Linked DNA regions of Homo sapiens: region 1 is linked to region 2. Evidence: chromatin loops called from intact Hi-C (ENCODE). Cell type or tissue: mammary epithelial cell. All regions are shown on one strand. Links, peaks and the distances in the headings refer to the core of each region. The heading gives the core; the rest is flanking DNA.

Evidence for each region. Hi-C counts contacts between places; a loop is a spot of excess contacts. Peaks named below come from ENCODE experiments on the same cell type or tissue, not always from the same donor. Only the 100,000 strongest peaks of a DNase experiment are listed, where the experiment ranks them.
Region 1: a loop joins it to region 2, with 2.2 times the contacts of the local background. A loop is called at or near these places in 1 of 110 quality-filtered maps.

What each region holds. Positions count from the first base shown.
Region 1 is chr3:156,335,245-156,339,645 of GRCh38, forward strand. All of the region lies in intron 1 of KCNAB1 (potassium voltage-gated channel subfamily A regulatory beta subunit 1), which reads left to right. Among named protein-coding and RNA genes, the nearest start is that of KCNAB1-AS1, 110 kb to the right of the region's middle. In mammary epithelial cell, for the core only: no CTCF peak of the experiment used is centred there; no DNase peak of the experiment used is centred there.
Region 2 is chr3:156,209,167-156,213,567 of GRCh38, forward strand. The region is part of intron 1 of KCNAB1 (potassium voltage-gated channel subfamily A regulatory beta subunit 1); the gene reads left to right. Among named protein-coding and RNA genes, the nearest start is that of KCNAB1-AS2, 17 kb to the right of the region's middle. In mammary epithelial cell, for the core only: no CTCF peak of the experiment used is centred there; a DNase peak (open chromatin) is centred at 2,625.

The DNA of each region.
Region 1 (4,401 bases), core at 170-4,169, 130 kb after region 2:
ATGCTTATTCCTCAAGAGCCTACTCCAGCTTCCTCCTCCTGTGTGTTTACACACCCTCCCCTTTGCCCTCTGTCATTACCTTGCTTTTTCTTCTGCCTCTAACCAAGGAAAGTGGCTACTCCCTCTTTGAGTCACCACTTTATACATACACCAATCACGACACCAGCTGACACCTCCATTACTCCTCACATACTATGAAATTATTTACACACGTGTCTGGTCTTCCCTTGACTGTGAGTTCCTTGCCATTGAGGACTATAGCTCTATTTACTCCTATTGCATGTCCTAGCACATATTAAACACTAAAATTATTTGTTAAACATATTAATCCATCAATATCCAGACATTATCTAGATTTCCAGGTAAGGAAGTAATTGTGTTAGGATTTCCAGACTCTGGAACATATCATTTTCAACTAACACTGAGATACCTCAAGAAAAAATCTTTCATTTTTCTTTTCCTTGTCAACATTTCACCTGTCGTTTGGTATTTGATGACATGAGCTTATAATAAAACAATAAATCAATATTGTGCTTAGATAGAAAGAACACAATGCCTTCAAAAAAACAGTGCTAACTGTCAAAGTGTGATTCTATAAAATTGTTTGGGTTTTTTTTTTTTTTTTGCATTACACAGATATGAAAATAATAGCTTGAGGTCCTTTTGGCTAACATTGTGCATTTTATATTTTACTGTGAGATGTCATTTTTGTGAAGTTGATTTGTGGTTATCTACTTGGGAGTAAAAAGTCAGAAACATTGGTTACAATTCTAGGAACTATAATTATTGGTTTAACTTAATTTTTGGAATCTAGAACATATTTAAAAGTAACAGGCCAGGCGTGATGGCTCACACCTGTAATCCTAGCTCTTTGGAGGGCTGAGGTGGGCGGATCACTTGAGGTCAGAAGTTCGAAACCAGCCTGGCCAACATGGCGAAACCCCGACTCTACTAAAAATACAACAAATTTAGCCAGATGTGGTGGCAGGTGGCTGTAATCCCAGCTACTTGGGAGGCTGAGGCAGGAAAATTGCTTGAACCTGGGAGGCGGAGGTTGCAGTGAGCTGAGATCGTACCACTGCACTCCAGCCTGGACAACAGAGTGAGACTCTGTAAAACAAACAAACAAACAAACAAAAAAAGAGTAACAATACTTTTAACCATATGGCTGTTACTGAATTAGTTTCATAATGTATGGAGAATAACAACAAATACTCTTTCAAGCTAATCTACGGCCATAACTCTAAACAGCACCCTGAAGAGAATCTGGAGTTTAATTTTGACCGTCCTTGAATTGTACATGTTCAGAATGGCATGGATTAAGGACATTTGGGTGCTGATTTTTATATTGATGAAAAATTAGACTGATGTATTTGTACATATGTGTTCATGGTAAATTTCCAGTGACAAACCTGGAGATGCCTTTTGCAGATTCTAAGGGAGTGTTCTTTCTTTTGAACAAGTGCTTTATCTTGAGAAAAAAATACAAGGAGCAGGAAGGAAGAATGGACACCCACTTGGGCAGCCCAGTTAGCTGAACCAGTTGTGGAGTTTGGTGAGTTGATACATCACAGTTCAATCATGCCCAGATTCATAAGCAACTTTCACACGAGAAATCCAAAGACTACAATCCCAAAACTAGATTTTTGTGATAAATGCAGATTAGATTAGCATTATATGTTCATAGCTACTTGAAGTGCAAGGACTAGACATAAGACCTACTGAAAATGCTATTGTAGTGTGAAGAATTGGTCGGCAAGTAAAAATCAGAGTTTTATAAGTGACTGCGATTATTGTTACCTTATTATCCCAACTTTTTGCCTTTGCTACCAATTGTACTAAGTTTACATAATTCACATGGCGTTTAGATGTACAGACATTCAAATCATCTATTTCTACCTGAAAGACCAATAACTCCTCCTCTAGAAATAAAATTGCATTATATGCAAGTGAGATAAGTTGGAAATAAATCATCACCTGAGAACACTGAAGTTGGGGCGGGTTGGAGTGAGGAAGTTGCTATTTTGAGGAGTACAGGGCTGATAGCTTTAGCACTATTTGCCAAGAGAGACTGGAGCATTTCTCATAGGAATCAGAGAGCTAAATAATAATGGTTTGACTTGTTTCATGTTCTTTTTTCCCCCCACTGTCTTCTTTTTTCCTTTCTGTATCTTCCTCCTCATTCCTTATTCTCTCATCCTTCCCTTTTCATTTTCCTTCTTCTTCTTCCTCCTCCTCCTGGAGCCAGAGTTCACTTTGCCTAGAGGCACCAAGTGGGCACTGCCTTCTCCACCGATGAGTCCCCTTTGTAGAGCCAGAGTACATCCATTCAGAGTGTGAAAGTACATTCACTGTGTGTGGTTGATAGTACATTTCACTCTATTCTGGAACCTTAAAGGAAATCACAGTGAATGTAAAGATCACAGTCTCAGAGTTAGACAAATCTGGGTTCACACCTCTCTCTCCACTTAGTATTTGCCACTAGTAACCTTAGGTAAGTTGTGACTCAGCCTCGTGTGAAAGAGAACAGTGATCCATCCCTACCTGAAAAAATGATTGTGACAATTAAATACAATGATAAATTTCAGTATGTAACATAGCAATAAAGCATGTTTGATTAATACTGTTTTCTTTCTTTATGCCGTGTCACATTCAAGTATTATCTATTTCTCTGTTCCAAACACTGCAGTATGAACTAATAGCAGATCCTATTGTTAAAGAGTTTATAGTCTGGTGGGGATGGCGATGTATATACAAGTAACAATTTTGCTGATGTATACACAAGTAACAATGTTGCAAGCCACTGGGTGATATATGCTGCTGGCCTCCAGAGATGAGGGGATGGTCCAACTCTCTGTGCCTCTCCAGGTACTGCCTGCTTCAAGGAAGGATTCACAAATCTGGTTGATCAAGTTCCAAGGTCACATCAGTCAGTTTGCTGTGTGTTCAAAGGTTTTGCATATGGAGACAGAACTCTCTTTTCTTCCTTTTAGGTTGAAAACAGTGGCCCACTTTCCCTTGGGGAGTCACTCATCTTATACTTTCTTTGGCATTTGCACTTTTTTTTTTTTTTTTTTTTTTTTTTTACAGAGTTTAACTCTTGTTGCCCAGGCTGGAGTGCAATGGCACAATCTCAGCTCACCGCAACCTCCGCCTCCCGGGTTCAAGCGATTCTCCTGCCTCAGCCTCCCTAGTAGCTGGGATTATAGGCATGTGCCAGCACACCCAGCAAATTTTTGTATTGTTTAGTAGAGATGGGGTTTCTCCATGTTGGTGAGGCTGGTCTTGAACTCCCGACCTCAGGTGATCCACCCACCTTGGCCTCCCAAAGTGCTAGGATTACAGGCGTGAGCCACTGCACCTGGCCTAGCATTTGCACTTTCTTTCATTTCACTAAGCATCCCAGAGTGTGGTAAATTTCAAGTGTAAGTTTAAGGGAGAGAAAACAGACCCATTGGGTCTCTATCCCTGACCATGTCCCAGGTTCCAGTTCCCATGATTCTGCTTTCGGGAGTGCCAGCAAACTCTGGCTAGCAGAGGAGAGAGCATTCTCCTCCTTGCTCATCTCAGTGAGTCATTGTCCTGTGCCTTTATCTCCCTTGGCACCTCATGGGGCTGTGGCCAGGTGGGCAGTGTCACAGGCAGGATTGGGGTGCTCCCAGTCACCTGACCACAATACGGCCTCAACACCACCAAAATTCCAACAACACTGCTAACACATATCTTTAGAAACATACAGTCAAAGTACAGAGATATTCCCAGGAAAGGCAAATTATATCCAGCAAGGGGCATGGCAAGGGTTGAGTAGGCAGCTCAGATTGACAGGGGAAGGCAGGAACTTGGCCTGCGCTCAGGGGTCGGGGTATGAATGATCCAGTGACTCTGGTCCACACTAAATGATTGTGAAGTTTCCCCCTAGAGGAGGAATGCATGTGTAGTCCAGGTGTAGGCATGGTATCTACATTTTAGCAATAGTTACTAATGTTTTGTTCCATAGCTACTCTTTTTTGACATCCTGGAACATAAGGACTATTTTATTTACCTCTCAGAATAAAGTTTGCAGCAGTAAGGTCTATTCTTAGTGCACCTAGTTGGGACCCAAGATAATAACACCCCCCGCCACACACACACACCCAAATTTAAGTGCCTACTCTGTGTTTATTTCTGATCTTTACAACAGCCCTGGATGGTGACTATTACCTCATTTTACAGAGGAGGAGTTGAGGTTCAGAGAAGTGAAGTGGTCTGTCCAAAGGTGACAAGTTGCAGAACCATGGTTCAAACTTCAGATCTGTGGCTCCAGTGCCTTTATTATTATGGCCTCTGCTCACAACTTTGCCTACTTCAATCCATGCAAAAGGCCAGCCTGTTTTGTGATAATAATACCTGTGTCCATTGTCT
Region 2 (4,401 bases), core at 169-4,168:
TGCAGAGAAGACACAGTTTGGCTTGGTGGAAAGAGGGGCAAGAGCCAGGGAATGCTTCTGGAAGGGACGTGGGAGTTGAGCTGGAGTTGGATTAGGGTGGGTACTCTAGGCAGAGCAAATAGCATGTGCAAAGGTACTATGGCAGGGAAACAGACTGTACTTATGTTAACTGGTATTTTGTTTGCAGTTTATTCAAAATAATGGAGAATGCTCTCCTTTAGGGGAAAAGGTCATGAAAGGGCTCCTGCCTATGTACAATGCTTACCTTAATTAATAAGCCAACACTCACGTCAATGAACTTTAGTCTAAAAGCATAATGCTTTGAAGAAAAGAAAATTTCCAAATATTTCCTGAACATTAAAGACAGGTGTTATGGCTTTGATAGTTTAGACAAAATATAGACTGCATGCATTTCAGTTCATGTTGATACAGATACTTTCAGGAATCTGAAAATATCTGTACTTTCAGGTCACAGATGTGAACAGAACACAAGATGTCTGGAAAATTCCACCATAGCACAGAGGCATAAGGAAGTATGTTGTGTGGGGGCTGACAAACATGCTCAATATTGGTGTGTCTGCAAGTCTACTAAATTTATTTCAAAGAGTTTATTCTCTTATCAAGGTTAAATGCCTTCAGCATCTTGTTCAAACTGTTTATTGCATAGCAAACATTTCTCCAGAATGGCAGAAAGATAAGGGCTTGGAGCAGTGACGGAAATCAAATGAGCTAATTTCAAACCAGTGCACTTGCATTCCGCATTAGACATTAGAGACAATTTCTTGAAAAAAAGATCTTTAAACTGTTAGCTTGATATTAATTTAAAACTACTAAATCATCAATACATTGTGCCAGTTTCCCTGCTTCCCTGCAGGACATCTACAATGATCTGCACTCCTCATGGCTGCTCACTAAGCAAACTGTCAGACTGCACTGGGTTATTGAATTGGAGTGGAAGAAGCACAGGCTGAGACTGTCGGTGAGCTGAGGGTTGCTGCTCAGGAAGGCATGGGCAGCTCGCTGACCAGGAATGCCTCTGCCTCCCCTTGCTTTGTTTGAGAACTTGGCCCTGCTCTATGGAGCAGGGCCTCCATTTTACTTGGGGTACATTTCACTTTTTCTGAAGTGTTGTGTAAAGAACAGAATTTAGGCTAGATATGAATGTATACAGATCTCATTCTTAGTTTTCACACTATCCTGGGTTATAATTCTGGATTGTATCTGTAGTACAGAAAATTTGGGTGATTTCCTATGCATTCTGTTTATGCTTTCTGGAGGTCAGAGGGCTCCAGCAGATAGAGGTTATTTCCTCAGCCTGTACTAGAGAGAGCCAGTCATCATGATATTTACAAAACACTCGCATCATCCATTCATCTCTGCATGCAAAAGATAATTATTGATCACCATGATGTGCCTGACACCATGCTGAGAGCAGCCATGCTAGCTAAAATGGCACCTCACCCATCACCAAACCGGGTCCAGAGATGGTCCTAAAATTCAGGAGCAAGTGGCAGCACTGACACTAGAAGCTGTGTCTTTTGATCCCAGACCCTGGGCTTTCTCTGCTCCCCACAGGGTTCCCTGGGAGTGGGCTGGGACTGTACCTGGCAGGCACCTGCATCTGGAAGCCATGCTTCAGTGTCTCTTGGCTGGGTATTGCCCTTCTGGAAAAATCCCTTCCACTTTCAAAGTTATTTTATTATTTACTTGCTCAAAGAGGACATGGGGTAAACAAATTCGTGGGTGGGTGCCTCATAGTATGATTTTCCACAGGGTTTGGTCCAGGAAGCAGAGTTGGCCAAATGCAATGTGGAGGTTTCAAAGATTTTTTAAAAGAGAGAAAAATTCCTTTGTGAATGATAATGAAATCCAAGCTGTCAGGCTGTGTTTGGTGTCAAACAGAGATTTGAGATGGTCCTCAGTATGAGTGTGGGCAGTGAAAAAAGGGGTGCAGTGGAGTGTCCTCTCATCCATGCTGAGAGAATATTGAAGAGGAGTCAGAAATGAGAATCAAATTATCATGACTGAAAATTTTCATACCTTATTCTGGGGAACTATATATCAAAGGGGGAGAACAAAAAAAGTCACAAAATGCATTACTAATTAGAAATTGTCTTCAAGGTTTGCTTACTGCCTGATGCATTCCAGCAAATTATTACTTTTGAACTTGTTAAATAATTATCTGCAATGGTTAATATTTGTAATATGCAAACATGCATTAGTTTTAGATATATGGCCAATGCAATGGGTTGGATTTCTGGGTAATCATCAGTTGCTTCGTCTGGATATTATCAAAACAGGTAGATGCCTTTCAGCCCTAATATAATTGACTAAATTCTAAAATCAATCTCTCAGCTTAATAACCCCAGGTCCTATGCCAATGCCCACACACAGGATGATCAATTAAGCACTATTGTGGAAAAGGCATTCAAAGGGCAGTTTGTTCCTTGCTATCATATTATGCCCCATGAAGATGGAAATAGATGATTCAGTAACGGAAAACTCAGCCAATTTACTTACCCATGGCCAAGAGACTGGCTTACTTTGACACTTCTCATAATTCTGTGGTGATTACTCAAAGGAAATGAATGACTCCAGGAAACTGAGGGATATGTCTATCTATGTGACAGTCCAGGTGGTGTCTGAACTTGTGGCAGGTTGCCCAACAGAATTTCTTATCTGAGATGTGGAAAGCCCAGCAAGAGCTGTTCACAGGAAGAGGCTCTGAGGAGGAGCTAGAATTGGAGGAAGAGTTTGGGCTCTCAAGTCAAAACCGGAAGGGAAACAGGGCCAGAAGGGGTGATGCTGGCTAATGTGGCTGCACAGAGAGTTTTGTCCTCCAGATTTCAGGTATCTGATGATACTGATGAGCTCTTTACTGGGGTGCAAGGAAGCCTTGTAAGGGAACTTCATGATCCCCCACCATGTTAGTTCAGTGAATCAAGCATCTTCCTGGTTCCCAGTTTTAGTGATAGTTCATCCTGTAGATGCAGCTATAGGAGGTGGAGTGATAGAAAGAACAGAGGCTGTGTGCAGACCAGGGAAGAGGCAGTACATTCTTCACCTGGAACACTCAAGTCCAAGCAGAGAAAAATTTTCTAACCTTTCCCAGGGGTATTTTCAGTTTATTGATCTCTCTAGAAAACTTGAAAATCCTCAAAGGAATAAAGTGTTAGTGATGGTTTCAGATACTATGAAAGATGATGGGGTAGATTTCTTTTATGAATAAAAAAATGCTGTTTTTCCTTCAGTCATTCCACAATCAAGAGCTAATTATGAAATCCCTACTATGTGCAGGCTGTGGGCCAGGCTTTAGAGATAGCTACAATGGAGCAGAAACAGATTGGTTGGAGGTGCTCCTGGATGTTACTGGCTATGTGGGGGATGCGAAGGGAGACAAGCAGACAAATGATTGTAAACTCACACCCACTACCAGGTGGCAAAGGATGACACTTCTGACTCCTAGAGTTTATTGCAGAGGTCTGACCTAAGCAGCTAAGACCTCCAGAAATTGATGATTGGGTTAAAATCAGAAGGGTAGGCACAGAGGGGAGGCGAGCACTTCAGGCAGAGGAACTGCAAGGAAGCACTTCTGGGATGGGAGGAGCTTGAGGAAGGCAAAGCTCTGAAAGTGTGTCACATGGAAAGGGCAAGAGGGAAGGTGGTGAGAAGTGCTGCTGGAGCATAAATCCTGGGACCTTGTAGATAGTGCAAAATTGTGACCGTGTCAGCTAGATAGTGCAAAATTGTGACTGTGTCAACAGAGTAAGTGGGGAAGCCGTGGAAGGCTTTTAAGGCAATGAGGAGTGATGTTTCAAAATAAAGACACTCTGACCACTATTTGGAGAATAGATTTGGTGGGACGAGTGGAAGCAGGGAGATCTGGGCCAGATGGAACAGCTCGCTTAGTAACTAACACCAGTAGGATCTGGTGATGGGCTGAGTATGGGGTAAGGAGGAAGGTGCTGTCCTCCTGTGTCTGTTAGAAGTGCCAGTATTCTCTTAGTTACCCAAATAAAACAATGTGGAGTCCTATCAGTCTCTTTCACTTTTTTTTTTTTTTGTCTTTTGAGACAGAGTCTCGTTCTGTTACCCAAGCTGAAATGCAGTGGTGGGGTCATGGCTCACTGCAGCCTCAAATTTTTGGGCTCAAGCAATTCTCTCCCTCAGCCTCTGGAGTAGCTGGAACTAAAGGCATGCATCACTATGCCTGGCTAATTTTTCTTTTGTAGAGACAGGGTCTCACTATGTTGACCAGGCTGGTCTTGAACTTCTGAGCTCAAGTGATCTTTCTGCCTTAGCCTGCCAAAGTGCTCAGATTACAGGAATGAGCCACCTTGCTCAGCCTTTTTCCCTTTCTTAAGCTCCATCTCTAATAAGTTGCAAGATTCTGCCAAGGCC